Linked DNA regions of Mus musculus: all the other regions are linked to region 2. The links are chromatin loops, found by intact Hi-C in ENCODE. Cell type or tissue: heart. All regions are shown on one strand. Region 1 holds the start of 4930413E15Rik (RIKEN cDNA 4930413E15 gene). Region 2 holds the start of Tbx3 (T-box 3). Region 3 has its middle 80 kb from the start of Gm42016. Region 4 has its middle 16 kb from the start of 4930413E15Rik.

The links. A loop is a pair of places that touch in the nucleus more often than their neighbours do. Peaks named below come from ENCODE experiments on the same cell type or tissue, not always from the same donor. Only the 100,000 strongest peaks of a DNase experiment are listed, where the experiment ranks them.
Region 1: a loop joins it to region 2, with 2.9 times the contacts of the local background. A loop is called at or near these places in 4 of 42 quality-filtered maps.
Region 3: a loop joins it to region 2, with 2.1 times the contacts of the local background. A loop is called at or near these places in 5 of 42 quality-filtered maps.
Region 4: a loop joins it to region 2, with 2.6 times the contacts of the local background. A loop is called at or near these places in 4 of 42 quality-filtered maps.

What each region holds. Positions count from the first base shown.
Region 1 is chr5:118,947,509-118,955,508 of GRCm38, forward strand. It overlaps 4930413E15Rik (RIKEN cDNA 4930413E15 gene), which reads left to right and starts at 4,831. Exons shown (of 5, transcript NR_040694.1): 1 at 4,831-5,515; 2 at 5,656-5,755. In heart, no CTCF peak of the experiment used is centred here; a DNase peak (open chromatin) is centred at 3,733.
Region 2 is chr5:119,665,903-119,673,902 of GRCm38, forward strand. It overlaps Tbx3 (T-box 3), which reads left to right and starts at 5,331. Exons shown (of 8, transcript NM_011535.3): 1 at 5,331-6,502. The coding sequence starts at 6,114. It overlaps Tbx3os1 (T-box 3, opposite strand 1), which reads right to left and starts at 5,606. Exons shown (of 4, transcript NR_166476.1): 1 at 5,349-5,606. In heart, CTCF peaks have their summits at 4,825 and 6,277; DNase peaks (open chromatin) are centred at 3,969, 4,899, 5,699 and 6,179; H3K4me3 peaks cover 5,814 bases; H3K27ac peaks cover 5,831 bases; H3K27me3 peaks cover 4,808 bases.
Region 3 is chr5:119,401,780-119,409,779 of GRCm38, forward strand. No RefSeq gene overlaps it. Among named protein-coding and RNA genes, the nearest start is that of Gm42016, 80 kb to the left of the region's middle. In heart, a CTCF peak has its summit at 3,426 (motif pointing right); a DNase peak (open chromatin) is centred at 1,062; H3K27me3 peaks cover 266 bases.
Region 4 is chr5:118,964,681-118,972,680 of GRCm38, forward strand. No RefSeq gene overlaps it. Among named protein-coding and RNA genes, the nearest start is that of 4930413E15Rik, 16 kb to the left of the region's middle. In heart, no CTCF peak of the experiment used is centred here; DNase peaks (open chromatin) are centred at 2,341 and 3,281.

The DNA.
Region 1 (8,000 bases), 720 kb before region 2:
GACATTTGACTATTTTACACTTACTGTTTTGCATTTCTTTTGTGCAGGGTTGAAGAAGGAATCCAGGGCTTCTTGAATTCCAGACAATTTCATTATCCTTAAACTACGCAACCGGCATCCCGGCCCCAGTTGGTAGAATATTCTTCAGCGTTATTCATGTCCTTGTGTTCATCAGAGGCTCCTTCTCTGCTGAGACCAATATTTCATTGTGTGTGCAGTCCATGTTTTCCAAAACCACTCAGCCATCCCTGGATTATCCATTTTCCCCATCGCTCAACCATTATAGGCCATACTCTGTCAGGGACATGTTAGTGAGGGTATGTCTTCTTCGCAGAACCAGTCCTCAGTCTTCGCCCAATTTTTAATGGGGTCATTGGTTTATGTTCACTCTTGAGATGTCTGACAACTTCTTACTGTTTGGATTTTTGACTGATTGTTACGTCTAGGACTCACCAATGTTTTCTCCCACTGTGTAGCTTGACTCGTGGTCTTGACCACTTCTTTGCTGTACAGGGCACTTTAGTCAGAGGCCACCCACCTGCCTGGGATTGGATATGTTGCTGATGCTGTGGGTAACACAATTCAAGATGCCATTGCCAATGACCTCAGCATTGACCAGATAAATTGCATAGGGCTATTTACGTGTGTACGTACTTACTTAGTTGTTTATCGAGACAGGGAGACTCTCATATCCTATGTGACCTCAAAATGCTACATAGCCAAGGGTGACTTTAGACTCCTAAGCCTCCTGCCTCTGTCTCTCTTGAGTGCTAGGCTTATAGACCTGCACTGCCACACCTGGCCTATAGGGTGCTAGGGGTGAATTAAGGGCATCAAGCTTGCTGAGACCAGCTGAGCTACAAGCCCAGACCTGCCTGCAGGCTCTCTTATCTCTGTCTTTAGTGGTGGAAGGCCAGTGTGAAGTTGGGTTCTTCTAGAAACAACTAGGATTTGATGTCAGGTTGGTGCAGCTCTGGTAGGGGAACAAAGATGAGGAAGATATTGTTAATGAGTAAACCAGCACTGTGGGTAATTGGGGCTCTGTCCTAATGCAACCAGGGAGACATGCTTCAGCTATGCCTCATGATAAGTGGGGAGCAGGAAGGAGTATGCTCTCCTCTACATTCATCACGGGTCACGGGTCACCCCCACACTCCTTAGCTCATTGGCACTCTCAGTCTGCCCTGCGTGAGTCTATTCTGGTCCCTTTAGATGAAGAGAGCCCTGGACAGGAAGCCTGAGATGCTTAGACTTCTAGCACAGCTGTCCACAACCAGGGGCCCGAGACTGCAGGACTCTTCCTTTACCTGCCTCAGTCTTGGCTTGCAGGACAAGGCCTCTTGTGGGCACATGATGCAGGCAGCAGATGATACACCACAACACTCTTCAGAGACTCTCATAAGCCAACAGCTAAAGATTGGAGGCCTGAGCACTGAAGGATTGAAGGATTTGTCCAGAATTCTTAATGTTTCCTGAAGACCATGCTGTGTGCCCTGGGGCAGGGTTGAGCTGGGACTTTGGGTTCTTATACAGACTGCACCTACTCCAGCCCCCTGGCAGGGTGGCAGACGGACAAACTGGAAGAGTACTTGCCTTTTCTGGATTTACTTCTGGTGCTTATACAGTGAATGAGAATTGTCCTTACTGTCCCTGTGGCATGAGATGGCAGAGAAGTGACTCACACTGTGACCCCCCCTCCCCATAGTTGGCTATTTCTCCCACATGCTTCCTGGTCTTGGCATGCCAGTGTGTGTGTGTGTGTGTGTGTGAGAGAGAGAGAGAGAGAGAGAGAGAGAGAGAGCGAGCATGTGTGAGTGTGAGCATTGGTGTATGAGCGTGTGTGTGTATGAGTATGTGCATTAGTGTGTGTGAGTGTGTGCCTGTGTGTTAGTGTATGAGTGTGTGTGTATGTGCATTGGAGTGGGTGTGTGCCTGTGTGTTAGTGTGTGTATGAGTATGCGTTTATGAGTGTGTGGGTGTATGTATGTGTGTGAGTGTGTGTGTGTGTGTGTGTGTGTTTATGAGTGTGTATGAGTATATGAGAGTATGTGTGTGTGAGAAAGAAAGAGAGAGAGAGTGTGTGTGTGTGTGTGTGTATCTTCTCCATCATCCCAAATCTGACCTGAGAGCAACAATCCAAAACAGAAGATAACTCACCGGGAGAATTTGGAGTTAAGGGCTGGATGGTCTCCCACTGAGCTTTGCTGATCTCTAGATAATTAATTCCAGAAGGGGGGCAGCAAAGCCCAGTGGGTTAGGATAGCTGTTTTAGGGTGCAAATCTTCCTTAGCAACTGCAGTTTGCATGTAAGATGTAGAAGGGAGGGGAGGGGATTCTAGAAAATACCACTGGTAGGGAAGTTAGAAAAGGCTACAGGACCCAGGAAAAGCTGGGTCACAAGGCTCCATGGTGACCAAGGCTCCTGCAGCTGGAGTGGCATTTGTCTCTCCAGCGTCACTTGTAGGCAGTGAAGACCTCTTTCTCTGCAGCCTCAGACGTACTTATCTCCTACCTTCCATTGGCTGTTATTAGTCATGTGACACAACGCACGCACATAAGACAGTATGGGTGCCCTAAGATTAGGAGGAAAGCAGCATTGACACTGAGGGGGAAACTAAGTCACAAAGAGGTTAAGTATATAGCTCAGAGACTGGGGAAATGCCTCCGTTGGTACTCACAAGGTTCTGGAGCTACATAAAAAAGCAGGCACAATAGGATGCATTGTATTCAATCTCATCCTCGATGTGATGCTGGACGCAGGTAGGCAGCGGATCGCTTACACTGGGAAACTCTAGGCCTATGAGAGACCCTGACCCAACCAAAAGGTGGGACTTGGGGACTGACACCGAGGTTGTCCTCTGACCTCCACATGAGTGCAGCTGGTTCACATCCTCATGTTTGCACACACCCACCCGTGTTCACCGGCGAGAGTATACAGCGGAGGCTCTCTACAGAGGATGGGTTTTGGTGTGCTATGATTACTTCCTGTCTGCATCTCTCACAAGTAACAGGGGAGGACCGAACACTCATAGAATGGACCAGAGTAGTCTTTCCTGACTTCCATTTTACCGTGTCAAAGGCCTCCCAGATTCCTTTTTCTTTAACATGCCTTCTCCCCCAAATGGCGATATACCTGGTGTTTCCCACACTGTTGGTCATAGTAATTCTCCTACCGTTATTGTCTAGAATTTCAGGGTTTAACACACCCCCATCTCTTGCCCTGACAGTCCCTGTGGTCCTTTAATCCAGAGATCTCTCTGGTGCTTCAGTTGTACCACCGGCATACAACATCTCCAGATGTGCTAGGTGGACAGTCCATTCCAGAGACGACACAGGCTCTCGGCAAACCCCTTAATGTGACTAAAATTATTTGCTACTCCCTTGGAATCCTGGCTTTTCTCTCTCTCTCTCTCTTTTTTTTTTTTTTTTTTTTTGGTAAATGCAGTTTCATTTTGAAGGCCCTTTGGGAAAATACCAGCAGGGCTGGCTGTGACTCGATGCTTGTTAACATTGTGTTCTGAGGAAAGCCCCCTCCTACACAGAAATTTTTTTAAAAGACTGATTTGGGGACTCAGTGGTCAAAGGAGACAAATAAAAAGAATTCCAAGGTTATCGGAGCGTTGACATCATGTACAATAGTAGTAAGAGCTTTTTCCAAATTTAAAACCCTCATGGAGGAAGTGGGTTACAATAGCAGTGACCTCTGCCCTGGCCAGTCATAATGGTTTCCTGGATGCAGGGATATTATGGGCTGGAGCCAAGGATTTCAGCAGAAAAGAGTACAAGATGTGTTAAACTTAGAACACAATGTGCGAATTCCGGGAGGGGCTACCAAGGGTCATCTCTCCTTCCGACGAAAGGCAACCTTTTCCCAAACAAGGGTCTGGATCTTTCTCACTGTGGAGACAGCGCCTTTTTTTCCCCTGTTACTAATTTGAGTTGGAATTTTTTCATTCCTTGAGACCTCAGTGAATCAGAAAGTCTTCACCAGGCACCTGTTTCCAGGGCTGATTCATCACCTAAATAATGATGAAGTGACTCTTTTTTTTTTGGGGGGGGGGTTTCAAGACAGGGTTTCTCTGTATAGCCCTGGCTGTCCTGGAACTCACTTTGTAGACCAGGCTGGCCTTGAACTCAGAAATCCGCCTGCCTCTGCCTCACGAGTGCTGGGATTAAAGGCGTGCATCACCATGCCCGGCTTAATGAAGTGACTCTTAAATGCAGGCCCTGTTCTAGATGTCGGGATGTACGCAGCTCAAAGGACGTCTACAGTTTAGCTGACACGTGGGCTGGAGAATCCATCGCAGGAGCCTGTCCTGTGCATTGTAAGATCTTTTCCAGCACAGTCATGGCAGAGTCTCCTGGAACCCCTCCCCAGGGCTCACAGCTAGCCATGTCTTCAGATGGCTTGCACCCAAAGGTGTTCAACAGTTGTTCTATAGGGACAGCAGTTCCCTGAGAAGACAGACCATACATGAAACTAGTAAACAGGCAAAGAGATGAGTTAGTCTACTGTCAGTGAGAGACCCTGTCTCAAAGAATAAGGTGGAGAGGAAATGGGGAAGACACTCAACATGGACCTCTGGCCTCCTTGTTTGTGAACACACCACTACCCCCTTCACTACGTGATCTGTGAAGAAGGTTTGAGTCTTGACAGTCGGGTCAGGATGAAAGACTATCCTTTAAGCCATGTGACTGGTGAAGGCCTTGTAGAAAGGTGACCTTTGCGAAGACTTAAAAGAATTGTCAAAGTAGGCCATGAGGTCACAGAGGAAGAACATTCCAGAAGGAGGCTCAGTCAGAGGTCACATTGCTGAGGATAATCAAGGCAGCGAGAGTAGAGGGAGGGAGCTGAAGGAGATGCTGTGATAGGCCAGGGTATCAGGGCATGCAGGTGGCATGGGCCAAGGGCAAGGCTTGGCTTTCCTTGGAGAGGAAAGGAAGTCACTGTTAGATGAGCAGAGCCGTGAGTCAGCCTGATGTGTTTGCAAGATGGCTGTGGTCGATGTTGCCTTGAGAATAGGCTTCCACAGAGGAAGGGCAAACATCGGGGCCTGGATGAGTCAGTTTAAGAGTCTGAGTAGCCTGGTCTTCTGTACAATTGATGGGTTCATGCTCCCCCTCATGAAGACAAAGCAAACGGGTAGCCTGTAATTGCTTCCGGCCATGAAGATATATACCTTTAACTGTTGTGTAGACTCAGAGAAAAATTATAATTTGAACTTCATTTATCCCTTGGTTTTTCTTGTTAGGGACACTTCCCTGGATGATGGAGATATCATCATTATAATTCTTACTAAAGCCTGATATAAACAAGTGAACAGTTAGTAAGTGTTCATTCTATACAAGAAGCTAAGTCTCCTTCATTCTTGGCCTCCATGCCCCCTGTGGAGGGGGGCGGCACATCACAATCTTTCTCCCACCATCCAGCAGAGGACACAGAGGGCTCCGAGTGTTTCAGTGAAGTCTACAAAGTAGCCTCACTCCGAGCTTCAGCAGGTGACTTGGCCGAGAGGCAAGCATGGGGTAGTCATCATGGAAATATGAGGGGCAGACATGGAGATGTTGTGGAATGCAGAGTTGCAGAATCTCTTCCTGGTTACCCCGCCATGTGCTCTAAAATACCCCTCCCGCACTTCCTGGGACTCATTACAGAGACCTCAGTGAAAGATGTAGAGGAATATTGGAGTCCAAGACCGGGAGCTGTTGGGAGGACGTTAGAACCAATTCTCAACCCTAGAGGAGAATAACCTTTGTAAGTTTGAAGACCTGATTTGATCTCCAGAGTTCGCGTGAAAGCTAAGTGTGGCGACAAGTTTATACTTCTAGGGAAACACATGTGTAGAGCTTCCACCACTTGGGAGCTCTGGGGTCTGAGCCCATGACTTCATCTCTCTGGACGTCAGTCACTCCATCCCCAGTGTTGGGACAGCGATGGTACTGGTACCATTGTGCTCATCTCTGTCTCTTGCCCTTCACTTTTCCCCAGCTTTACCCATAGCAGATGACAGTTCCCAGCAGCGTCCTCTGGCTGCAGACGGGCATCCATCCAGAACAGGGTGGGCTGAAGTTTCCAATCTCAGAGATGATGCCTTTGGGAACTACTTCAGTCTGTGACAGAAGAGTTGAGGCAGAGAAATCTCCTTCACTCCCAACCATCTTTCTTCCCCCGTCATTTAGATGTGTGTGTCTCCACAGTGTCTCAGAAGGGCCACATCAGAACTGAGCCTTGTGACCCAGGACCCCCGTACTGGCTGCTTGTGGGCATGGTCTTCCTTTCTTTCTCCAGCCACACACTGCTTCTAATCTCTCTCTCTCTCTTGGTTTTCTTTCTACTGTTGTGACAAGACAGTGACCACATCCAGCTTAGGAAAGGAGGGTTCATTTTTATCTTACACGTCCAAATAACAGTTAATCATTGAGGGAAGTCAGGGCAGGAACCTGGAGGCAGGAGCTGCTGCAGAGGCCGTGGAGGGGTGCTGCTTACTGGCTTGCTCCCCATGGCTTGCTCAGCCTGCTTTCTTATAGAACCCAGGGCCACCAGCTCAGGGATGGCACCACCCACAATGAGCTGGACCTTCCCATGTCCATCATTAATCAAAAATCTCCCCAACAGACTTGCCTCCAGACAGATCTGATGGTGGCAACTCCTTAAACGAGGCTTCCTCTTCCCAGATGTGTAGTGAGAACTTTGGTTTCTTTAAAGCACACAAAAATAGCGTGGAAATAGGTTTTCATTTTAAACCCAGGTGTGGGATATGGGCTGTTTCAGATTGTCCACAGCAGCTGACTATAATTTGCCCTGTGCTCTATCTGGGGGTGTGATTTTGTCAGCTGCACATAGTTTCTGCAATTGTGTGACCTTTGGAATTCTGGGGACTTTTCAGAGGGTATATAAATGCTAGGGAGCATCGTTGGTTGTTGTTGGTTTGGTGACTGGTTGCTGTTGGTTGCAATTTGTTAAGTAGTCATGTGTCAAGAAGAAACAAGAAGAAAAAGAAGAGGAGGAGGGGGAAGAGGAGGAGGAAGAGGAAAAAGAAGAGGAAGAAGGAGGAGAGAAGAAGGAGAAGAAGAAGAAGGAGGAGGAGGAAGAGGAGCAGAAGGAAGAGGAGGGAAAGGAGAAGGAGAAGGAGAAGGAGAAGGAGAAGGAGAAGGAGAAGAAGAAGAAGAAGAAGAAGAAGAAGAAGAAGAAGAAGAAGAAGAAGAAAAGAAGAAGAAGAAGAAGAAGAAGAAAAGAAGAAGAAGAAGAAGAAGAAGAAGAAGAAGAAGAAGAAGAAGAAGAAGAAGAAGAAGAAGAAGAAGAAGAAGAAGAAGAAGAAGAAAGTTAGATAAATATCCTTCCAGTAAAGATCAAACTTGCTCCAATGGACTTGACATCCCTAATCATCAGGAAGCAGTCTAATGATTCCCCTCTGTCCTTTCTCTCTCCTGTCTAGTGTTAGGAGGTTGAAAGGGTGAAAGAAAAGGGGTGGAGAAGGGTGGAAGAAAGATGAGCCCACAAAGTAGCCAAAGACCAGTTACATAGATGACCCTAGCTTGTGTTGATAGCACACACATGTGCGCTCGCACACACACACACATGCCCACACATGCCCACAGAGGTACACACATACTTCTAGCCATGATACTTTCCATTGTTTCTGGTGCTACCTACTGAGTAAAGCCTACCTAGAGCCTGTCCAGAGGTTTATAGGGAATGAAAACATGCCAAATGATTAGAAATCACCACCTTAAAATTCTGATGGTTGTAGGAAAGCCAGTGCAGAATGACTTAGCAAATGGTCACATATTCACATGTGTATGTGTATATATGTATGTATGTATGTGTGTATATCTTGTATGTGTATATATGTGTGTATGTATGTGTGCATGTGTATATGTGTGTATGTGTATGTGTGTATGTGTATGCGTATATGTGTGTATGTGTATACGTGTAAATGTATTTCATATATATATATTAGAGCATGAAACACTGGAAATAGCATTGATGGTGATAGTGG
Region 2 (8,000 bases):
GCCGACCATTGTCTAGCTCAATCACCGCCTCAGACTCTAGTACTGGATCTCCCTGATCAATAATGTAGAAGAGTGTCAGAGGACAGAGAAGAAATGCCTTACAGGAAAGGCGTGACCTTATGCAGCAACCGGGAGCCAGGAGCTGGGCTTTAGAGCCTTGGCTTTAGAGCTCCTCACTCTGGGCTCTTGCCTTAGAGAGGGAAGCAGATCCCCGGGCATAGGAATCAGATACAGTGCCCACCCCCCCCCCCCACCTTTTAAAGTGACTTTGGAAAAGTTAAGAGAAGGGAAACTTGCAGTTGAGACCAAATGGGGCCAAGCAGAGCGTCTTTATCTGCCACCAGCCAAAGCCAGGAGGCAAAGGTGTTTGTTAGGACCCTGGGAAGTGGAATCTCCAGTCTGTCAAAGTTACTGGAAAAGTGTGGGTGTGTGTGTGTGTGTGGGGGGGGGATGAGTCACAATGATGGGGAGGGGTTTGCTTAGAAACAGCCAGATGGCAAATCAGAAACAAACAAAAAAACAAAACAAAACCTAAAAACCACAAAGGCACAAGAGAAGCATTGAGAACTGGGTGCTAGGGACAGAAATGGAACCTGGGACCCAAGAGGACGAGAAGAAAAACAGGGAAGGAAAGCCAGAGGAGGGTCACACTTGTGCATTCAGAGAACTCTTTTTGGACAGGAACAGAGACACGGGGGAGGCAGGGGGGGAGAAGAAAGGAAGAACAAGAAAAGAAAGAAGGAAGAAAAAAGAAGCAAGAGGGGAAGGCTAGAAGGAGGAAAAGGAAAGAGGTGATATTCTTTGCCCTGTTATCCAGCACAAAGGGTTGTGCTTGTACTAGGCAACTTTTCAAGGATGCTTCCTCAAAGCACCAAGTCACTAGCCCAGGGAGAGCCAAGCTCTCCCAGTAAGTTTTAGGGAACAGGAGGTAAGGGAGCCCCACCCACCCAATTCAGGCTCTGTCTAAGATGGAAGACCAGTGTATGGGGGGGGTGGGCAGACACGTATGTTGCTGTGCTGGCTGGGAGGGGACCTGAAGTGTTAAGGTACACCAGGTGTCCAGAGAGAGGCCAGGCTGGACCCCCGACAATAAAGAAATCCTGTCCCCCAACAGAGAACAGGAAAGGAGAATGAGAATCCTACACTCGGCTCCAGGCAGTCTTTTTGTTTGTTTGTTTTGTTTGTTTTTGTTTTGTTTTGTTTGTTGAGACAGGGTTTCTCTGTGTAGCCTCAGCTGTCCTGGAACTTACTCTGTAGACCAGGCTGGCCTCGAACTCAGAAGTCCGCCTGCCCCTGTCTCCCAAGTGCTGGGATTAAAGGCGAGTGCCACCACTGCCCGGCAGCTCCAGGCAGTCTTAAAGTGTACCAGTGTCAAAGGGACTAAGATCCTAGGATCAAATCAGCCAGGACATCAGGCTCCCAAAGAGCCATTTCTGCCCTGCCAGGCTACCAAGAACTTCTCTTCCGTGGAAAAGTTAATGTCTTGACTTCTCCTAAATTCATCCTCAGGCCCCCGACCCTCCAGGAGAAACCCCATGTCCTCCAGCCGCCAAGATATCCGATAGAGAGACACCTCGGCCTGAATAAAGCTGTGTGGTGAACAGGAGCGAAGGTTTAAGAGGGCATAAGAGCATAACAGTGTAACAGCATGTCTCACGGAGTCCAGCCAGACCTCACACAAGCAAAGAGACTTTCTAGAGCAGTTCTAGCCAACCACCCTGCTTACTCCCCATCCTTTCCCTCCACCCCCCTCTTAAATTTCAGATAAACACCATTCGGTCACAAAAGGGTCAGTGTGTCTGTCCCCTTTAAAGTGTGAGGCAGGAGGTGCCATAGGGAAAATGGAACATTGCAGAGGCGCCTTCCCGTTTCTCTGGCTTGCCAATGCCTCCTGGGACAGTTGGCTGAGGCGCGTAATCCCCTTCTCACCCACCCACCCCCACATTTGAAGCCCCATATCTCCTCTTTTGCCTCAGAAGCTGCCGGCATTACAGTGCTTTTATCTTGTTCAAAATCCCAGGCCCTTATAGTGGGAGGGAAAAAAATCCTACCGCCAAAAGCGAGAGAATATTTCTGCTAGGGACAATGGGTTCCCATCTTTCACCCATTTTCCGATTTTGTTGGAAAGACTGGCTACGTTCAATCAAGGAGTCTAGAAACAGAACCTGTCTACACCGAGGGTCAGCAGCTGGAAGCTCACGAGGCCCGCTAACCTTGTAGATTCTCCAGGAGGCCAGGCCTGCCACAAGCCTAAGCAAGACTCTGGCCAATGTTTAACCCTAATGCAGTGGCCACCAGGCCCCTTTTGTTTGTTCGCAAATTAATCACCCAGCGCAAGGCCGGCGCCAGAGTGGGTTTATCACCCACCAGGAGGGGGGCGCGGCGGGCACGTAACGACGAAGAAGAGTTCGCACCTTCCTGCTTTTGATCCTAGCTTCGCCGTGGCCTCCCTGGCAGAACACGAGCCTCCAGGGGCAGCGTCTGGGAGGTCAGTCATAATTGGCGGAAGTTTGTAGACCATTAGCAACATGTAGACATTTTCGATTCTGAATCCCGCAGCAAACTTTCCTCCACACCCCCGCCCTCCTCCCCCTTTCCCTGGCGCACTGGAGTGAGGGGTAGAAGCTAGAGAAGTGGCAAACTGGGATGAGCCCAGGGTTAAGTTAGAGCTACAGTCAAACATAGGCAACTGAAGGGTGTTTGTGTGTGGGGTGATGTGAGGGGTCAGAAATTGCTCTGGTTCCAACGCTGCGGCCAAAAAAGCAAGGCCAGATTATTTGCATGCAAAGTCATGGAGCTCGTATCGCGTTTGCAGAGCAGACCCCTGAGGCCAGAACTCTTGGTACCGGTTGCCAAGGTCTCTCCGGCTAGCTTGTGGACCTTCAGGGCACCGCGTAGGTGACCAAGGGGTCAAACAGGCTGCAGATGCATACCACTTTCCTGCACTCCACTCGGGAGCGCAGAGATTAACCGGCCAATGTCGGTAAAGCAGATCTGGGTTCTAGGGCGGCTCTGGCGAGAGTGGCTAGGCAAGGAGGGGGAGGGGAAGCCTTCTGCCAGCAGAGAATCCGCGCTGACCCCGGTGGCCCGTGCTGAGAGGGCCCTGGCCTGGCCTCTTGTACTCTCCAGCAATCTGGAACAGGGCCTAGGGAAGGGGTGTTAGCGAGCCACCGCCTTTGGTACCACCTCCTGTTTCCGTTTCTCTCCCTCTTTCTCCCTTCTCCACCGTGAGCACGCGAAAAGTCAGAGAAGGGGAAAGAAAGGGGCGAGATGGCAGGTCACACCAAGTTCAAAGAATGACTCTATTCCCATTGGCCGCACCAGGGAAAGCTCAGGGCTGGCGCCAAACGCTCTTAACCTTGTACATCAAAACACGTAAGACTGGAAAAGCTCGTGGCCTCAAATGTTCTGCCCTACCTGGGAGAAGGAACTGCCTATTCACCCAATAGCTGCTAGTTTGAACCTGCAGTTGGGAAAGGGGTCCTGGGCGAGGAGTTGGGGGAGGCCCCCAGGGGGAAAATCTAGGCGCAAATGGTCCACACGGAAACATTGAAAGCTTAATCTCTAGGCCCGGAAACCCAGCCTCCTTTCTGTTCCCTTTCCAAGCAAAGGTCTTGTCCCAGGAAAACTAAAAATTCTGCTAAGTTGCCCTCCATTTAAACTGGAATGTCCCAGTTCGCCTTTACCCACAAACAAGGACTGCAGGTTTGCGAGGGGAGTCCTACAGGGTCACCCAACCAAAGTCTGATCGATCAGTTGGCCTTCCTCCCCACCCTAGGATGAGCGGAGACCTTAGTCTCCCGACATCTGGGGTAAATGGGGGTGGGAGACGTTTCACGGTTTGTTTTACAAATTCGCCCCCGACGTCTGCCACGATAAGTCCCCAGGATAGAGCAGGAGCGGAGGCACCCAGAGATAAGTGTGATGCCTGAGGAAGATACGAGGCTGGTGCACCTCCCCCCGAGCAGCTCTCCAAGCCCAGAGCGGCAGCTCCCTACCGAGCTGGCCCGGAGGTGAGGGCAAAGGCTCTCAGGAGACAGGCCCGCAGTTCCAGGCGCTCACTTGTTTCAGCTGCTTCGTTCTCTCTACACCCACACCCCCATCCGGGTGGAACACTGGTGTCGTCATCCGAATGGAAGAGGAGCTGGGCTCAAAAGGGTCAGTAAATACATTTTTTAAAAAAAAAAGGAGCGAGCCGAGCGTAGACTGGGCCAGGCGCGCAGGCCTTGAATGCATTTGCGTGGTTTATTTTTCCGCGTGGGGGCTCGGTCTCAGTATGTCGGCGCGCGTTCGGGCCCAGAATCCCAAGGGGCATTTGGGTCTCTGCACGTGGCTGCGGGTGGGGAGCAGGCAGCGGGCAGAAAGATTGGTGGGATCCCCTGCGCTAGTGGCTCGGGAATCCGAAGCACCCGGGCGCAGGAGCTAGAGGATCTGACTCAGAGGTGGCTGGGCGGTTCCATGTGGGGCTCCCTTCAGAGCTACGCGAGCCTGGAGCTTTTGTTAAGGCTTATTGGCCGAAAGAGAGGTTCGGCGGCCAGCTCGGCTAGCCCGGGGCCCGGGAAAGGGAAGAAGCTGCAGATCCGCACAAGAGAAGCGGCCGCGGGCTTGAACTGTAGCGCTCGGAGCGCGCGAGAGGCGAGCGCCCCTGCCCGGCGCCTCGGAAGCCGGGCAAGCTGCCTGGCTCCCGCCCTCGCTCCCTCCCCCTTCCTCCCTGGCCCAGCCTCCTCCCCGGATCCCCCGGCTTGGATGGCTGAGGCCTTTCAGACGTAGGCTGAGCTGAGGAGCCGCGGCGAGCTCTCAGGCTGCTGCGAACTCTCTTCTGGATCAGCCACCTAGAGGCGACTTTGGTGAGCGCGCGGCGCCCTGGTGGCTCCCCGCCCTCCCCTCTGATCATGTTGACATAAACGCAGGACAGGCCGTAGTACCGCGCGGCGCAGCGACGTTCCAGTTTCCGACACCTTCTTTTTATAACTCGGCTCTATTCCCCCAGCACTCGACCTGTGAAAACCACGCCTATGCAGCCACACAATTGGTCCGAAAGCGTCAAAGAGCCAATCAACAAGCCTCGGGCTCCCGCAGCCCACAGCGCTGCCGGACCGTCCAGAGCCGCCGAGCAGACGCCCGGGGAATTCTAGAGGCGGAGGAGGGTGGCGAGGTGCTCGCTCGCTCTCTTTCTCTCTTTCTCTCCCTCCCTCTACTTGCCTACTCCAGCTCCCAATCACTCCGTTCTCTTCCTTCTTTCCTATTTTTTTTTTTTTGCACCCGTCTTCTTGATCCTCCCTCGCCCTGCGTGCCCGGACGCTGATTTTTTTTTAATTTATTATTTTTAGGAAAGCGATTTCGCTCACGTTTTTTTAGCACAAGGAAGACAGCCGGCTCCCCGAGGCAGAAGATCGCAGGCACCATTCGCTCGCCACCCAGACTCTGCGCGCAGCCCGGAGCCAGAGAGGAGGATCGCGAACCGAAGCCAGCTTCGCAGTTCTAGTTTTGAAAGCGCCGCTGGAAAGGGGCTTAAATCGCTTTTTTTTTTTTTTTTTTTTTAAAGGAGAGACTTTTCCTCCCCCCCTTGATCTCGCTGCCTGTGAAAGCCAGAGTCTAGCTCAACTAAGACGCCTCCTGCGAGAAAGCCAGAGAAGAGCTAGGGGGCGGGGGAAGGAGTCGAAAAAAAGGTTAAAAAAAAAAGTCTCCGAGAACCTTGCGCTTTGGCAACAAAGAGCGTGGGAGCCGGGGAGCCACCCCGGGAAAGGGCTGCAGTGTCTATTTCCAGCTAAGCCACAGGGCTTGGGCGCCAGTCGAGCCCCTGCTTGCTGCTTGCCCTACTGAAACCGACTTCCAGGAGCGGCTTTTCCAACACACTCCACGCACCAGGACAGCCCCTGCAGCGGCTATGTCTCCAGATCTGCTGCCGCTTTGTCCTCTTTAAAAGCGGCGTTCTCTTCCCCCCAAAGACACTTTCCCCCTCCCTTTCAAACGCTTTATTTGTAATTTGCCCTCTTTTTTATTTTAAACAAAACTATGCGTCGCTGTTGAATTTTTTAATTATTATTTTTGAAAAGCAACAACAAAAGCGGAGCCAAGCCAGCAGCTGCGGACTGGTTCCCTGTCTGGAGTGGATGAGCCTCTCCATGAGAGATCCGGTTATCCCTGGGACAAGCATGGCCTATCATCCCTTCCTACCTCACCGGGCGCCGGACTTCGCCATGAGCGCGGTACTGGGCCACCAGCCGCCTTTCTTCCCCGCGCTAACGCTGCCTCCCAACGGCGCCGCGGCGCTCTCGCTCCCCGGAGCTCTGGCCAAGCCCATCATGGATCAGTTAGTGGGGGCTGCTGAGACCGGCATCCCTTTCTCATCCCTGGGACCCCAGGCACATCTGAGGCCTCTGAAGACCATGGAACCCGAAGAAGACGTAGAAGATGACCCTAAGGTGCACCTGGAGGCCAAGGAACTTTGGGACCAGTTTCACAAGCGGGGTACAGAGATGGTCATCACGAAGTCAGGAAGGTAAGTAAGTAATCAGTGGGGGACCCCTCCCCCCAAACCATCTGAAAAATTTCACATCTCTTTTGTCTGACTCTTAAAACAGTAGATTCTGGCTGACTGTTGACGTTTGAAACGAAAACTTCCTGTCCCCCCAAATATGCGGAGACTCCAGGGCCCTGCCTTAAGGGTCAGGAAGTTTCAGCCTACCCGGGCCCTCAGTATGGTTCCTAGGGACTCGTATCCGGGGTTCCTTACAAAATACAGGGTGTTTTCCATTGAAGGAGACCGCGCACTCGGCTTCTGCAGCATTCGAGAAAATCACCTTGTTGCAGGAAGCCCGTTTGTGAAGCCATTCTGAAATATTCTTTACGTTTAGTTCTTTCTGTTGGATTTTATTTCCCAGGACAGACCTTAAAGCCCCTCTTAGACAGCAGTGGGAGACCCGGGAGGATTCCGCAGGCCCTTTCTACTCTTCAGCCTTGTCCCTGGGGCTGAAGGGGACCTAAGCCTGATGGTGTGAGACAGAGAAATCAGTGGAAGAGGGGAGGACCTTCGGGTTTCTTTCCCGTTGCCATCTCCGGAGTCTGCAAGCCCAGGGAAACCGTAGCAGGCAATTTTTACAATTAAGGTTATGTGTGTAGACCCAAGGAACCCATGAGACTATGCACCTTGTATTTGAATATTGTTACCACTTTACGTAATGTTTAGTGCCCTTGCCTGACCGAAATAAGTCTATTAAGGACCCCAATGACTAGTGTTTAAAACCACCGATTTAAGAAAAACAAAAACAAAAACAAAACCAGAGGTAGGTAGCATTGAGGTTTATCAAGATACCAGTTGGAAGGGCACGAAAATAAAACCCCACTTTCGGTCTCCTTCCAAGCTACTTGAGGCCAAAGTTTGGCACGGGATCGTTTTCCAAGCCACAAGACATTTAGTCGGGTTTTCATAACCGGGCACTTCCTTTTAAGTCAAAAGTACAGAAAGCCAGCACTTCTGTGAAATTAAACAGCAGTGGCCTACAGAGTAGAGGAATGTGGTTTATAGCTTAAATCACGGATGGGTTACCAGGCCCGGACGCTAGCCTGTCTTAAACCTCGGCTCTGAGAGCTCACTCTAACAGGCACACAGTTCGCCAGCCTCAGTCCATAAGTGAGCATTTATTTCCTCGATAAGTTTTAATGTTTTCTCATCAGCCAGCTGGTGGAAAATCCGCACCTTTATTAACCCTGGGTTCTTAGAACCCTGCTTCCAGTTGTTTCAAACTAAATACATTCAGGAAAGAAGAAGAAGAAAAAAAAAACTTTAAGAATCCATCCCTCTTTATAAGAGGGCAATCTAAACAGCCACATAGACAAACATGTTTGTTTGTTTTTAAGAAATAGTAGATTCTCTTAGAGGAGGTTGCTGTAATTGATTTGATTTGAGGCTTGGGATTAAAAAAAAGGAGATATTGAGCAGTTTTCATGTTAGCGTGGAAGTAAACAATTTCGCTTGCAGTTGCCTTACAGACTCCCTG
Region 3 (8,000 bases), 260 kb before region 2:
CTTATCAAGGCTCTGTCTCAAAATGAAAAAAATGAGAAGTGGGGGGGGCAAAGGGGGTGGGGGTGACTGCAGGGCACCTGGTGTGTGTGTGTGTGGGAAATGGGCGCTGTAGCTCATTGGTAGAGTTCTTGCTAGTACACAGGAGACCCTGGTTCATTCCCCAGAAAAGGATCTTCCCAAAATAGGGTCGAGGACTTTATTCTGATGGAGGAGAAGCTAACTGAATAGTGTTGGGTACAGAACTCATTGTAACATATTAAGAATTAAATGTCTGTGCTTAGAGCATATGCAAGGCGCCTGGTGTGTAAACGATGAGACAGGAACAGATGGGGGAAATGGGGAAGGACGTCTGCCAGACTAACGGGAAAGGAACATCCCGCAAACTGATACCGGGAGGGGGAGAGAGGCACAAATAGGAATACCTGAAAACAGAAGGAATTGTGGGTGGGGCTTCGAAATAGAGTGGCCAATTTTCAGGAGAATACAGCTCCAGTCTTGTATTCTTTCTTGAGACCTAACAGTTGCTCTGGCTGGTGTTTAGTGATAGGGGTTGAGAAGTTCTGTCCGTACAAACACTGGCACATAGATGTTCACGGTGTTTAACTCAGGATAGCAAAGGTTAGAAGTAATCATGTTTCCCCACGGGTGACGACATACATTAACTGGGGTATGTCCAGGATATAGAATATTATTCTTCCCCAAACAATCAAACAAAAGCAAGCCAGCCCAACATGGAAACAGTGGGTTAAAAAAAAAAAAAAAAAGTAAATGCACACAAGGCAGTGAACAAGATCAGTCTGAAAGGCTACAAATTGCAAAACTAACTCTAGAACATTCTAGAAGGGGCAAGATTATAGAAAGATCAGTTGCTCACTAGAGGCTAAAAGGAAGAAGCGGTGAGGAAGCCTCTGATGACGCCAGTGAAAACACTGGGCATGGCTGTTTGGTGTGTGCGGCCGCGTATGTCCTTATGCACACATCGCAAAGTGATCCTTCAGTGCAGCTGTGGATTTGGGGAGTTAACGTGCTGTGTCCGAGTGACGGCACCGCTTGCCACAAAGGCGCCCCTCTGCAGGGGCTGTGGACAATCTGGGCACTGAGCATGCTGGGAGAGAAAGTGGCTGGGAAATCTCTGTCCGCCCCTCCCCCTCGTGATTTCTCTGGGAACCGAAAAAAACATCGCTAAAAATAAGTCTTTAAAAATTAAACAGAAATCTGATCCAGAAGATAGACCCAAATCCAGACGAATGAATCTGCAGGCACGTTTACCAGAACGCGGGTGAAACTTCCAGTTCAAAGATGGAGACCTATTGGCAATGGATTCTTTTAATTAAACTAGACTGGAGGCAGAGGCAGGAGGCTGACCGCCAGTTTGAGGCTACCTTGGTTTACAGAGCAAGTTTCAGGCTAACCAGAGCTATATAGCAAGACCTCAACTCCAAAGCAGCAGCAGAGAGGAAAAGATGACTCAGTTGGCAAAGTGCTGGCTGCACACTATGACAGTCTGAGTTCAATCCTCTATAACAAATGTTTAAAACAAACAAACAAACAAACAAACAAACAAAAACCAACAACAAAAACAGCAGGCAAGGGGAAACATGGGAAGCTGGACACAGGGTGATTTCCTATTTGACAAAAACATACATACATACTTACACACACACACATACATCAAACAACAACAAAAATACTAAATACAAAGACAAATACTAAAGACAAATATTAAAGATTATGTTTAACTAGGCATGGTGTCTCACTCCCTTAATTCCGGCACTTGGGAGGCAGAAGCAAGAGGATCTCTGAGTTTTGGGGGCTAGCCTGGTCTACAGAGTAAGTTCCAGGATACGCAGGACTATGTAGAGAGACCCTGTCTCAAAACAAAACAAAACAACTCCTCCCTCCCAACCGAAAAAAAAAAATGTAAATATATTTGAAACAAACTCTAACCAAAAAGAAGCTGCTTTGGAGCTATGTAGAGACAAATTAGAGCCTGTGTCCCTGTCCCCCAAGCTCATCCTCATCTCACAGGTGGGCTTTAGCGCTGGACATTCTCCCTGGCACCTGTGGTCATCGGGCGGACCCTAGAGGTTGCTACAGACCAGGGTGTGGACCCAAATACCTCAATACCTCACCTAGACTATCACTGATCACTCTCACCCACTGCCCTTTGGGCCCCACTGCTATGGCTTGTATCTTCAATGTCCTCCAAAGTATCCATGTGTTAAATGCTGAGTCCCCAGGTGACACTGCAGAGAGGTGAGGGACACATGAGTTGAGGCCTTTAGATCACGGGGGGCTGTGTCCTCACAGGGAACAGCAAGACCCAGCCTTCTCTCTTTTCTCCAGCTTGTGATTCCCCACCATGAGCCCGGCAGGTTCTATTTGCCACAGGCTCCGCATCACAGGACCCTCGCTGACTAGAACCCCAGCTTGAGGTTTCCTCCATGGCTACCCTTCTCTACCCCTAACCTCAAACTTCACTCTGCTGTGGAACCCCTCTTCTTACCCAGCTTCCACTCCACCCTCAAACTTGGGGGCTTCCTGAAGACACAAAGTCTAAAGTGTCACCTTTGCTGACGAGGGGCTGCTGGCCAGGTCACTGGCAGACAAGTCTGAAATCCACTACCCTGCCTCAGTCTTGGGCTCTCCTTCAAAATGGAAAGGCCCAGTTCTTCCAAAGTAGTTCCCACCCCCAGCAGCACCAGACAGGCATTTAAAAAATACATAGGTATTTTTAGGGGCATTATAAAACGAAAACAACAACAAAATAAACTTCAACGAGCACTTTAAATTCTCAGGAAGATGAGAGCGATGGCATAGGACTTAAGTGGACTTGTTCTTCCAGGAGACTGGAGTTCAGCCAATCAGGCAGCTCACAGCCACTTGTAACTAAAGATCTAAAGGTATGGCACCCTGCTCATGCTTCCACAGGCACTACACACAGATAGCACACATACACATGCACGTACACACACATGCAGGCACACATACACACATGCACATACATATATACGTACAATGCATGCACATACACATGTACACACATACACATACATGGATATAGACACACAAACGTGACAAGCACACACATGCACATGTGCATATACATACACACATGCACATACACATGTACACACATACATGGATATAGACACAAACATGACAAGCACACACATGCACATGCACATATACATACACACATGCACACACATGAACACACAAACATGCACACCTACCCACACATATACACATGTATGCACTATGCAGACACTCATACGCACATGCATAAACACAAACATGCACATGCATACACACATGCACACACACGGAGAGAAAATAGATTTTTTTAAAAAAAGATTTATTTATTATTATATCTAAGTACACTGTAGCTGTCTTCAGATGCACCAGAAGAGGGCATCAGATCTCATTATGGATGGTTGTGAGCCACCATGTGGTTGCTGGGATTTGAACTCGGGACCTCTGGAAGAGCAGTCAGTGCTCTTAACCACTAAACTATCTCTCCAGCCCTGAAAATAGATTTTAAAATCAGGTTATCAATGTTTAGAGCTGAGCATGAAGCTTACTTAAGCTACAAATGTGCACTGTCTTGCAGAGCGGGATTCTAGCAGAGTGAAGAATTCAATGAAATAACACACCAGAGTGCCAGGAACTCTGCTCTTATTTAATAGATGGGGAAATTGGAGTCTAAGGGAAGGGGTCATGACCCAAGGTCATCTGGCCAGTCGGAGACAGGGCTGAGACCAGCAACCAGGGCTGGGACAATCTGTCTGTCTGAACCCTGGCTTCCATGTGAGAAGTGGAGCCAACAGTTGAGGCCAGGTGTCCGGGGACATTGGGTAGCTCTGGATGGGCCTGGGATGTAGGAGCCTCTGTCTGGCACACTGGCCCTCAGCTCAGTGTCATCTGCCATCCACAGGCTAGCCTTCTCAGAGAAACGTCATGTTAACCCTCATTTTCCAGGCTCTATAATCTATCCCAGAGAAGTCAAAACAGAAAAGAACTGGATTCTGGGGAGATGGATCAAGCAGGGTTCTGTGGGCTGGTCAGTCAACAAAGTGCTTGTTTCACAAGCATGGGACCATGAATTTAACCCTCTCATTTAAAAGGAACAATCTGGGTGTGGTGCCACACAATTTTAATCCCAGCACTGGGGAGCAGGGAGGAAGTGTAACGGATAGATCCCTGGGACATTAGAGTCACATAATCACAGTCCTGGGGTCACCACCATGTCCCAACACTTCATAATGTGAAGAAATCACACTCACTGTGAGCCTCGATGGCGTTCATCTGTAAAATGGTCACAAATGCCTACTTGATTGACAATTTGGTGGGATAAAATAGTTTAAAAGCCTTAACAGACGGCTCACCACAGTTCTGATGTTCAATGGATGTAGGCTGTTGTGGACAGATAGGTGTCTGGGGTTTTTGCCCCTCCCAGAGAATAATGTCTCCGCTAGCATTTGCTGTATAACAAACGAAATTTCCAAGCCTGAAACAAGGCAGGGCACGGCTGGATGTTTCTGATCTGCATAGCATCAGTGGAATCCACTGCTCAGTTGGTGTTCAGGTCAGATTGGAAGGCCAGGATCTCACCTTCACATCCCTGCCCCCTTGTCTGTTTCCCATCTGCTCCTCTTTCTGCATAGACTCTTCTGTTCCTACAGTAGGGACCTGCAGCCTGACAATGGCTTCCGGAGCAATGATGGAACAGCCAGCTAAGGATTAAGACGAGCCAGCTTCAGGTGGTTAGAGTCCTTAATTCATGCACAGTAGAATCCTGAGCGACCCTGGTCATCCCAACTGTCTAAGCTACCATGCTCACCCGCTCTGTCCTCCAGCTCTGTGAATAAGCTGTTCTCTCCCCATCCCCATCACCTTGGCCTGATTCATTTCTCTTCATCAGCTTAGGTCCCAATTCAGCCATCAATGCCTGCATGAAGCCTTCCACAGTCTCCTACCAGGTGAGTCTAAGCGGTGCTAGCCACGGATGCAGCTACACACAAAAGAGTAAACTCACTTAACATTTGAGAGATTCTCATGCAATCGTGTGTGTGGTTTGTGTGTTCTATGGCAGAGGGGTGTACTTTTGCTCGTGTGTATGAAGATGAGAGGTGGTTGACGTTTGGTGTTTGTCTCTGTCACTGTCTGTGTCTAGGTCTGTCTGTCTGTGTATTTCTGTGTCTCTGTTTGTGTGTCTCTCTCTCTGTCTCTCTATCTCTGTCTCTCCACCTGTCTCTGTCTCTCCCTTTTCTATTTCTGTCGCTGTGTCTCTCTGTCTCTGACTCTGTGTCTCTGTCTGTCTCTGTTTCTCTCTCTGCTCTCTGTGTGTTTCTCTGTGTCTCTGTCTTTCTGTCTTTCTCTGTCTCTCTCCTTTTGTCTCTCCTATCTCTCTCTGTTTCTCTGTGTCTCTGTCTCTCTGCTCTGTGTGTTTCTCTGTGTCTCTGTCTCTCTTTCTGTCTGTCTCTGTCTCTCTCCTTTCTGTCTCTCCTATCTCTATTTCTCTGTGTCTCTGTCTGTCTCTCTGTCTCTTTCTGTCTTTATGTCTCTGTCTGTCTAGGTCTCTCAGTCTCTGTCTCTCTCACCCTCTAGCCCACCCCCAACCCCAGAGTTGACTCATCCTCACTCTTTCTCCAGAGCTAAGATTACAGATGGGTGCTGCCTCACCCAGCCTTTGGGATGAGTGTTAGGGATCAAACTCAGGGTCTCTTGCTTACACAGTCAGCTCTTGATTCACTGAGCCAGTGTGTTTGTTTTTCTAACTTGTACAATTCTCCATCAGGAATTTTGCAGATGACGACATCAGACCATGATGTCAGCAGGTCGCTTCCCCACCGTAAGAATGCTGGGAAGGCAGTGAGTGACTTTTCCAGCACCTTGTCCTTTCTTCCTGCGCCCCATCACGCTTGCATACAGTCCTGTGTTCAGCCTCGGTTCTCTCCCACGCAGTGACCTCGGAGAGCAGGGACAGGCTCCCATTTCCCCGCAGGCTCCTGATTTGAAACATGAATCGGTACCTCATCACTACTAAGAACGAAACGGTTCCCGGACTCTCTTTGGTTCCTGTACTTAATTACTTTTCTGTTGCTGTGATGAAAAAAAAAAAAAAAAAAAAAACCACCATGACCAAAAGCAACTAAGGAGAAAAAGAGCTCCTTTTGCCTTATGGTTCCAGAGAGATGTGTTCATCAAGGAGGCAAGGCGCGGTGGCAGGAGCAGGGACTGAGTCTTCACATCTTCCACCACAGACATGAAGAAGAAAGAGCAAACCGGAAGTGAGATGAAGCTGTAACCGACCAAAGCCCGCCTCTAGTGACTTCCTCCAGCAAGGCCACTGGAGGTTCCCTAAACATCCCCCAACAGCACTAGCAACTAGGGAGCGAGCACTTGGATCTCCAAGCCTGGGGGGTGGGGGTGGGGGGACAATCCCATTTGAACCACCACAATCCAATCGCACCCCTCTCCTATCACCAGGGCACGGCCTGTTTCCCCGGGAAACGGATGCTGCGATGACGTCACTGTACAGCGCGTGTGCTGGGGGCAGACGGGAAGGAAGTCAATGTGGGGGGGAAACTGAGGAAATCTACGTAAAGGCTTCAACCAACCCAATGGGTCTCTGACGATGGGATCTGACTCTGAAGTTTGTTTCCACTGTGCCTGGGAGTTGTCTCTTTATTTCTCTCTCTTACTCACTGATCCCTGTATGCAGGCTGATGTCTCAGCTGAAGTCGGTACCAGGAACAGGCTGGAAGCTGCTTCCGTTTGGCTTGCAATGGAACCCGGCAGAGTATCTTGCAATCACACTGCTTGGCCTTATGTTCCCTCTGCCTCCTTTTGGAGGCGCTGGGGGTGTAACTTGGGTGGTAGAGAGCTTGTGTAGCAGGCACACACGCACAAGGCTCTGGGTTCCATCTTCAGAACTGCAGAAGCTGGGTGCGCGAGGGCGCACATCGGTCACCCCAGCACCTGAGAGGTGGACACGACCCGGAAGGATTAGAATTTCAAGTGCATCCTTAATACCATACCACGTTTGAAGTCAACCTAGGCTACATGAGACCTTGACTCAAAACGTGGGTGTGGAACCAGGAACTTCTCTAAAAAGAACGTTAAAAGATGAAAGGGGCGAATGGAAAGGCAGTGAGTTCTGCAAATGTCATGAGTTAGGAAGACGGAAACCTGCTTTGAAGTCTGTCCATCATGAAACACGCTGTCCTCAAACACGCCCATGGGCCAGTGTAGAAAAATTCTTGTTTTCTTGTCCTAAGCAACTTCCCCAGATGCCAGCTCCAATGCACACTTCTAGAGGATCTCTGCACATCTTTGACCAATCCTGACCTCCAGAGCCACAGAGGCAGTGTCCTGACCTTCTAGGGATTTCCTAAGAAGAAATTCTAAGACATCAATATTTACACAGACAGGCACTGTCTGGACTGGGAGCAGGAGTTATTACCTAACATAGGGACAGCAGAGCTTAGTAATGGGGGTGGGGGAAGATAGTCACGTTATAAAGAGGCTGATGTTAATGGGAAAGCCTCAGTGTGGTCTCAGGACTCACACGCACATGCACGCACACATTGCTGAAAAGCCACACTGGGAGAGTCAGGGCTGGCTACACACCTACACGCTCCCCTGGATACTTCTGTACACAAGATAATGGTATAATTCGGGTGCTCTACTGAACATGTGTACAGCAGTGACATTGGTCCCCAACATAAGCAAGTGGTGGTGGATTCCGTGCAAGAGCCATCTCATGGCTTCTATACCCTGGCAACGGAGAGGATGAATGGCTTAGACTACAGAGGGGAGCCTGGGACAGTGGTAGAGGGAAGCAGTGAAGGAAGAGCCAATAGAAGGGCTGGAAAGCCTCCGTCATCCCAGATCCAGACTCACACTGGTTCACTTGTCACCAACTATGCTCTATGCACTGGATAAAGCCCTTCAAATACTTCACCTTGTTGGACCAAGAGGACCTTGTTACCAGT
Region 4 (8,000 bases), 700 kb before region 2:
GGGGTTCACTGGGCAGCCTGCCTGCCTCACCTACGTAGTGTGTTTCAGGCCAGCAAGATACAGCTCAAAAAGAAACAGTGGATGGTGTGGTGGAGGGCTGCAGACTGGATCGAGATTTCTAGTCACTGTGAGCATATGACCTTCCACCAACCTTAGAGGAATGCTGCTTGCTGGTGTGATCGCAGGCTTAAGCCCAGCTAGCTTTCATGTAGAGTCTAGACACACTTACCTAGGGAATGGTTCTTCCCACAATGGGCTGGGCTCTCCTACATTAAGGGTCTTCCTCAATTGTTCCTTACCTTATACACTGAGTCAGGAACTCTCTCTGAACCCAGATCTTATACATTTGACCAGCCTAGCTAACCAGCTTGCTTTGAGGAAATCCCACCCCTGCCTCCTGAGTGTTAGGATTACAGATGGGCTGCCACACCCACCTGGCTTTTACACTGTTGCTGGGGATATGAACTTGAGTTCCTATGTTTGTGTGGCAAGCACTTTTACCATCTCCTTATCCCCCTGTGTTCAGTTTTTAAGGACTGAGCACATTATACTCAGAAGTAGCTGGACCATTCTGCATGCCCCCCTGAGATGGATAAGTATTCCAGATTTTCCGAATTCCCTGTGCCAGCTCTTGGTGCTCCTCTTCCATCTCTCCTGACTCTCCCTCCCTTGTTCTAACTACCCCCCCCCCAACAGTCTCTCTTCCCTTTTATGTCTTTTTCATAAATATCCAGATTCAGGAGTCAGACACACCATGAGGTCCTTGTCCATGTTTTAAATACAGATTCTTTACATAAGAGAATCCATGGTCCCTGCCTTTGAATCTGGCTTATTTCTCGTAACATGCTGATGGCCAGTTCTATCACTTGAGTGAATCTTTTTCTAAGTGGAGTAATGCCCAGCCTACCCCCATCCCCATACAGGAACGGCCTCCAGAAACGTTCCCATTTCCCTCTGGGTCTGCTCTCTGGAGCCGTCGCTTTGGTGGTGCAGTATGAGAGAGCTTGTGGCAGCATGAACTCCAGGGGCATGAGGGTACTTGAAGAAAGACAGAGAGATTGACAGAGCCTGAAGCTACCTTGCGGAAAACCTGAATCAAACGCATAAATCTCTATGAGGAACAAAATCAATCATTAAAGAGACCCGGGCAGGACGATGCTCCAAGGATAACGCTAACAACAGGCATGTGTGCTTCGTGTTCTTTCCTTTCTATTTGACTTATTTTTAAACCTGCACCAATCTACCTATTTTATGCGTATGTGTATATATACCTATGCATATATGCCATGGGACATGTGCTCTCTTCTTCCACTGTATGTGGGATTCAACACTACTCAGGGGTTGAAGCCAGGTCGTCAGGCTTAATTGAAAGCATGTTTACCTGCTGAGCCATCTTATTGGCCGTCTTTGTTTTATTTGAGAAGAATGATAGGCTCTATCACGCCACCACTCATGGTGACTAGATCTCTGGGTAAACTGTGGGGTATTTTGTTTGTTTTGTTTTGTTTTTTTATTTCCAAACATTAAGATGCTTTATCCACTATGCTAAAACATACTACATTCTATACTAGTCTTTCTATAGAAGATACTGTAATTCTTTTTTATTAGTATAGGGGTTGGGGAGATCAACTGGTTGGTAAGGTAACCTGCCTGGAAAGTGTGGAGGTCTGAGTTTAATCTCCAGAACCACAAAAGAGCTTGGAACCGCAACCCTGGGGAGGACCAGAGAGGAGATCTCTGAGGCTCCATGGCCAGTCAGCCTAGCCTACTTGGTGAGATAAACTCCGTGAGAAAAGTCCTCAAAGGAAGTGGACAGTGCTCTCGAGGGTGACACACAAGGTTGACCAGTGACTTCCAAGGCCTGAGCTCACACATGCCTACGAAAGTATCCTAAAAGAAATGATTAGGCATTCGTTGCTAGGAATTTCAGGATGAACATAATTTAGAGACGTGAGGTTCTGTATATTTGAAACACTGTGATCAGCTCTTCTGGATTTTGTGGCAGCCAGAGGCCCGCCATGCTCTACAGGACACTTTGACCAACAGTGGACCATGAATATGATACCTTTTTTTTTTTTTTTTTAAAGAAGTCAACTCTTGGATTTATGGACCAGGATGAATTTGCCCAACTATCCAGTTCTCAGAATCTCTTCCGGTCAGGAAGTGAATGTTTGACTATTTTTAGCTTTCTCAAAAGTACAGATTTGTAATTTCTTCCCCTTCCAAGGATTCACTGGCTCGTCAAATTTTATATTTGCAAGCATCCTTTCTTTGGAAAGGATCGCCAAATTCCTAGAGCATCAGCTCCCCATGGGTCCTGGATCCACCCCTTCCTGGAGCTGTGTTCAGATAAGCAGAGAAAATGTCCTACAAGCCTGTGGGACCGGAAGGCATAAGAGCTGCAACCCACAAATGAAGTCGTGGATTAGTTTCTTTTGTTGTTTCTCCGCATTGTTATGTCTAGCAAGTGGCAACAAAGCAGGGAGGAATTGACTTGAACTCACAGTTAACAAGGGATACAGACCACCCTGGTGGGGATGCTCACAACTGCATGAGGCCGTTCAGAAAGATCTAGAAGCCTGGTGTGCATGGAGAAAGAAGAGGAAGTGTGCAGAGCCAACACCTCTCTGGATTATGGAAAGGTGGATAACATGGCTTGAATCTCTGGAGCAGGGACGATTCAGTGTTTTTACCCTCAGCCATCAACAGGTGAGGAACGATGGCAGTGGCTGATGACCAGGACAAAGACATGATGTTGATTTAAAACAAAGCCAATAGGATTTCCCAAACAACCTTACACAGAGAGCCTGATGACCCAGGTTCAAATCCTGCCCCTTCTATTTACTGTGTGGCATAAAGGACTCATTGTCTCTCTCTGCCTCAGTTTCCTTGTCTGGGAAATGGGGATAATCATGGTAGGTAGAAGTCGAAGACTGAGGGAATTAGTGGTGGAGGGTGACACAAGACTTGACTCATGATGGATAATCAATAGATTCTCCCTCCTTCCCTGTGAGCTCCTTTAGTCCTTGTTCAAAAGGGCCAGACATGGCTGGTCCCCGGGCCAGACTTTAGGAAAACTCGTAATTGCAGATTACAAAACGTTTCCAGAGCTGAGGGTGCTGACATCTGGGCTTTGCAAGCAAGAGAGGACGCACTTGGTCTTCTAAATTCACTGGGAGGAGTGTGCAGCTGGGAGCCCTTGTGTGGGGCTCACTAAGAGATTGGCCATTAATCACACACAATTACTCTGACCCCGAGGGAGCTGCGCCTCTCCTCTCCCACAGACGGACTTCCTTCCCCAGTGGGACAGACTTTCATGAACGCTCATGGAACACAGAGCGGCTGCACCGAAGGAGCTGAAGGTCAGGTCTGCTGATTCTCAGCCTCAGAGGCATCCTTTTTCCAGATCCAAATGCTCTTCCGGGGAAAACTCAGACAAGAGTCTGAGCCTGCCTGGGCTATGGTTCTGTGGTAGAAAGCTGGCCTAGCATGCGTGAGACCTGGGGTTCCATCTCTAGGACAAACAAGCAAAAATGTTAAGGGCTGAAGTTGGTAAAATGTTTTGCTACACAGACATGAGGTCCTGAATTTGTCCAATCAACACGCATGTAAAAAAAGAAAAAAAGAAAAAAAAAAGGAAAGGAAGCAGGCATAGTGGTGCAAGTTTATAACCATCTTGAAGATCTCCAAGTCTCACCAGTCACTCAGACTAAACTAGTCGATAAGCCTTGGGGAAATAAGAGACCCTGTCACAAAAGTCAAGATGGCCTCCTCCTGAGGAATAGCACTTGAGGTTGACCTCTGGTCTGCACACACTCATGAATGCACACCTGAACATTCCTATACCAATGCATACAGAGAGAGAGAGAGAGAGAGAGAGAGATGGGATGGATGAATGGCATACAGTTTAGGCTTTCTACCAGTTAAGAGTTGCATGTGTAACCATGCCCTGCGTCTTCTGGCATTACTCCAGAATGTTTTGTGTTTGTCCATCTCTCCAGGTTCCTGTGCAGATGAGGATGTCATCTTGACTAGCCATATACCACAGAGGGGCCCCGAAGGAAGGCTCAGAGGGCTCAGGTCCTTGTGTTTCCTTAGGCTCCAGGTTGTAGACCTACGGTTGATATAGAGCCTGGACCAAGACCTGACCTTGCTCACAGGACTGTCCCATCCTGTCCAGGAGCAGAAGCCACAGGCTCTGTTCAGGATGAGATTTTCATCCTATTCTCTCTTCCCCAGGGAGTCTTGACTGTTCTTCCCCTCCCACTTCTTCCCCCCCCCTCTTCTCCCCTCCCTTTTCCCCCTTCCTTCCCCCTCCCATCCCCTTCCCCTTTCCCCTCCCTCCCTCCCTTCCCTTTCTTCCCTCCCTCCCTCCTTCCCCTCTCCTCCCTTTCCCTTTCTCTCCCTCCCCTCCTCTCCCCCTTCCCTCCCCTCCCTTCCATTCCCTTCCCACTCCCTCCCCTCCCCTTCTTTCCCTTTATTCTCTCTACCTCTCTTTCCCTCCTTCTCTTTCTCTCCCCTCCCTCTCTCTACCCAATCTCCTCTCCCCATTCTGCACTTCCCCCCTCCTTCCTATATTTTCCTTCTCTTTCTCCTTCCACAGATTTTTAGTGAACTTCTCTCCTGAGCCAGACATTGCTCTAGGCTCTGGTAACACAAGGTTATGTCCCCACAGTGTGACCTCTGCTGTGACAGAGGTGTATGGTGCCCCTCCTGTTCCCTCTGTTGTGAGAAGTTAAAAGACCTGGTCAATCAAGACTGATATGTTCAATTCTTAGTTTTGTTTTTGTGTATGTGTGTGTGTTTTGTTTGTTTGTTTTTAACAAAACCAAGCATTTCCCTCTGTTGACATCGGCAACATAGGTTATATCGGGAAGCCCCACCATTGCTGAGTTTAACTTCTACTTGCATTTTGCTGAATTTATCCAGTCTCTCTCTTCTGCAGATATCGTTCTTAAATTTCACAGTATTAAGCTCATATCACATTTATATTTATTCATCTTTTTTTAAAATAGCAGACACATCTGCCCATCAAATAGGAGGGCAGCTGTCATTCATCCCTTAGTTCCTTCATCTCTTCCTTCATGTAGTCACTCAGCAAATGCTTTTGGCAATTAATTATCACTGGTGGTGGTTACAGGGGCACCAGTGTCATCCGAGTTCCCCAGCACACCTGCCTTCTCAGACCTCATGATCCAGTGCAGTGAACAGCACACAAACCAGACACAGGAGATACCCTGAGGTAAGACGGTAACAAATGCTGTGGCGTGGGGGGCGGGGGAGGATCCATCTGTGCATGTGTGTGTGTCTGTAGCCATAGGTCACCTTCAAGTGTGACTTCTCAGGAGCTATACACACCATTCCTAGAGAAAAGATCTCACTATGAACTGGTGCTCTCTGATTCTAGACTGCCTGGCCGGTGAACCCCAGGGATCCACCCGACTCTACCTCCCAAGCCTTGAGATTAGAGGCTTGCCTATGACAAGCCTCTTTGTCGGGAGACAATCTCACTATGTAGCCCTGGCAGGCCCAGAACTTGTTATATAGACCAGGCTGACCCCAAACTATACAGATCTGCCTGCCTCTGCCTATGATGCACTGGGGATTTCCTCGGGTCTCCATGCTTACACAGTAAACACTTTACTAACAGAGCTACCTCATCTGGCTGGAGACGGTATTTTCCCCAAAAGATGAGGGTAGACAAACTGGTCTCTTGGAGAAATGTGATGTATATCTGTGGGCATGGGGGAAATAGACCAAGTAGACAAGCAGTGTAAGTCCGCTGTGACACCTTAAGGCCCCTGGCCTCCTGCTGTAAACAGCTGAGACCTTGAGGAAGAAAACTCTCTGGGAAAATGAGCCATGTCTGCGAGGGACTTTCCCTAACTCTCCACAGAAAAATTATTCTCAGGTCCTCAGTGTGAGGAACAGGGAAGAGAGTGACCGTGGTATCCCTTCCCTGGCCAAGAATCCTGTTTCCCCAGGATCTTGGCCCTCCTGGTTCAGGCCAGCATGTCAGATGCCACCTCACTCAGCATTCTGGAATGTCAGGAGGGAAGTGACCTGAGTAAGCACAGTGGGTAGATCCATTTCCTCTCATCCACTGGAAAGGGTTTGCTCACTGTTGCTGTGATAAGATACTACAACCAAAAGCAGGTCTTAAAAGCAAGAATTGGTGCTAGCTTGTTGTGCCAGAGGGATAAGAACCTACCACAGCAGAGAGGCACAGTAGCAGAAGCAGGGAAGCAAGAGATCACATCTTCAGCCATAAGCATGAAACATAGAGGGGTAAGGGGAGGAAGAAGGGGAAGGCTAAGGAGAGGGACTAGATTGGAGACACACCCTCAGAGCCCCACCTCTAGTGAAGTAACCTCCTCCCTCCACTTTCCCCAAACTGCCACCAACTGATAACCAAGTGTTTAAATGCCGGAGCATATCAGAGACACATTTCTCATTCATTTTTCTTGGGAAACATCTTTCTGGCTGTTGGCAGAGCAGAAGCCCAACATGCCCCTACAAGATATCCAGGATGCTTCCAGCACCAGAAAGTTACCCCCTCTCTTGTGTTGTGCATTCGTTAAGAAAGCAATCCCTCTGAGGAAATCTGAAGAGAGGGGCTCATGTCACCAACGTCCTCAGGAGCTTGTGGTCCCCAGCGGGTGGGTGGTGGCATTGTCGCAGATGTTAATAAGGTCTCCTGGGAACTGCTGTACATGGGTTTGCTTTTATCCTGTGTATGTGTGTGATTGCCTCTGTGTGTGTGTGTGTGTGTGTGTGTGTGTGTGTGTGTGTGCGCGCGTACACGCAGTGCATGCACAGGTGAGAAGATAACTTTGAGTGTCGGTCATTAGACTAACTCATTTTGTTTGAGAGACAGTCTTTTATTGGCTTGAAACTTCAACCCATGAACCAGGCTAGCTGGCCTGAGAGCCTCCAGGGCTCTGTCTGTCTGTCTGTCTGTCTGTCTGCAGCTCTCATCTTCTCTTTGCTGAGATTGCAGGTGCATACGATCATGCCTGGCTCTTTGCATACATTCTGTGGATGTAAACCCATGTCTTCAGCCTTGTGAGGCAAGTGCTTTATTGACTGAGCTCTCTCTCCAGCCCCTCTCTCAGATTTACATGCACAGCCACAAGATGGTTAGTTATGTCCTATATTCCTGGGGCAGGGGGAGATGGATAGAGAGGGAGGGAAGGGGAAGAGAAAGAAGCCTGTTAGCATAGCTGTTTCTTAAAAATAAACTTTCCAATATCTCCCTAATCGACACTGGTGCTTCCAGAATGAACCCCCCTCCCATAGCTGCAAGGGAAGCTGATAGTGTGAGTAGTGAGCTTTGCATCCTCTGCCTTGAAAGGTAGCCAGGAAGAGGGGAATGGGAAGACATCATGGTCTCAGGTCTACATGTTGGCTCACTTGCTAAAGACTCTTTCCCATTTCCCATATAGAAATCACATCTGATAACTCACAATTTCAACATCCACAGTTGTGAGACAACCCCATTCCCCAAACCCACTGGCAGGAACAGGGCAGTGAGACATAGCTCTGTTTTGTTTTGGTTTTTCTTTTTCCTTTTTTGTTTCTTTGTTGCTTATGTTTTTTTTTTTTCTTAGAAGCTCTAAAACTAATACCTGCAAAAGACTCATGTGGCAGAGGAGATGTTGGGCACAGGTTATCTGCTAACTTGCTGGGGACCATATTTGTTGTGGGTAGAAGGGTTCTTGAGTGACTCCTTGCAACAGTCATTATTAACTTGTCCCCATGACAGTCAGAGAGGTGTTTTTGGCCCGGTAAAAGGAATGGGCTTTGGGGCTCTGGGACTCTGGGGAGATGGCTGAGTGGATAAAGCACTGGCTAAGCAAATGAAAGGATCTGAGTTGGATTCGCTGTATCAGCCAAGAAACCACTGCATCTCTAACCCGTGTTCCTATGGTGAGATGGGAAACACAGCAGGGAGACTCCAGAAGCTGGCCTGGTGTACACAGAACAAGAGACTGTGTCTC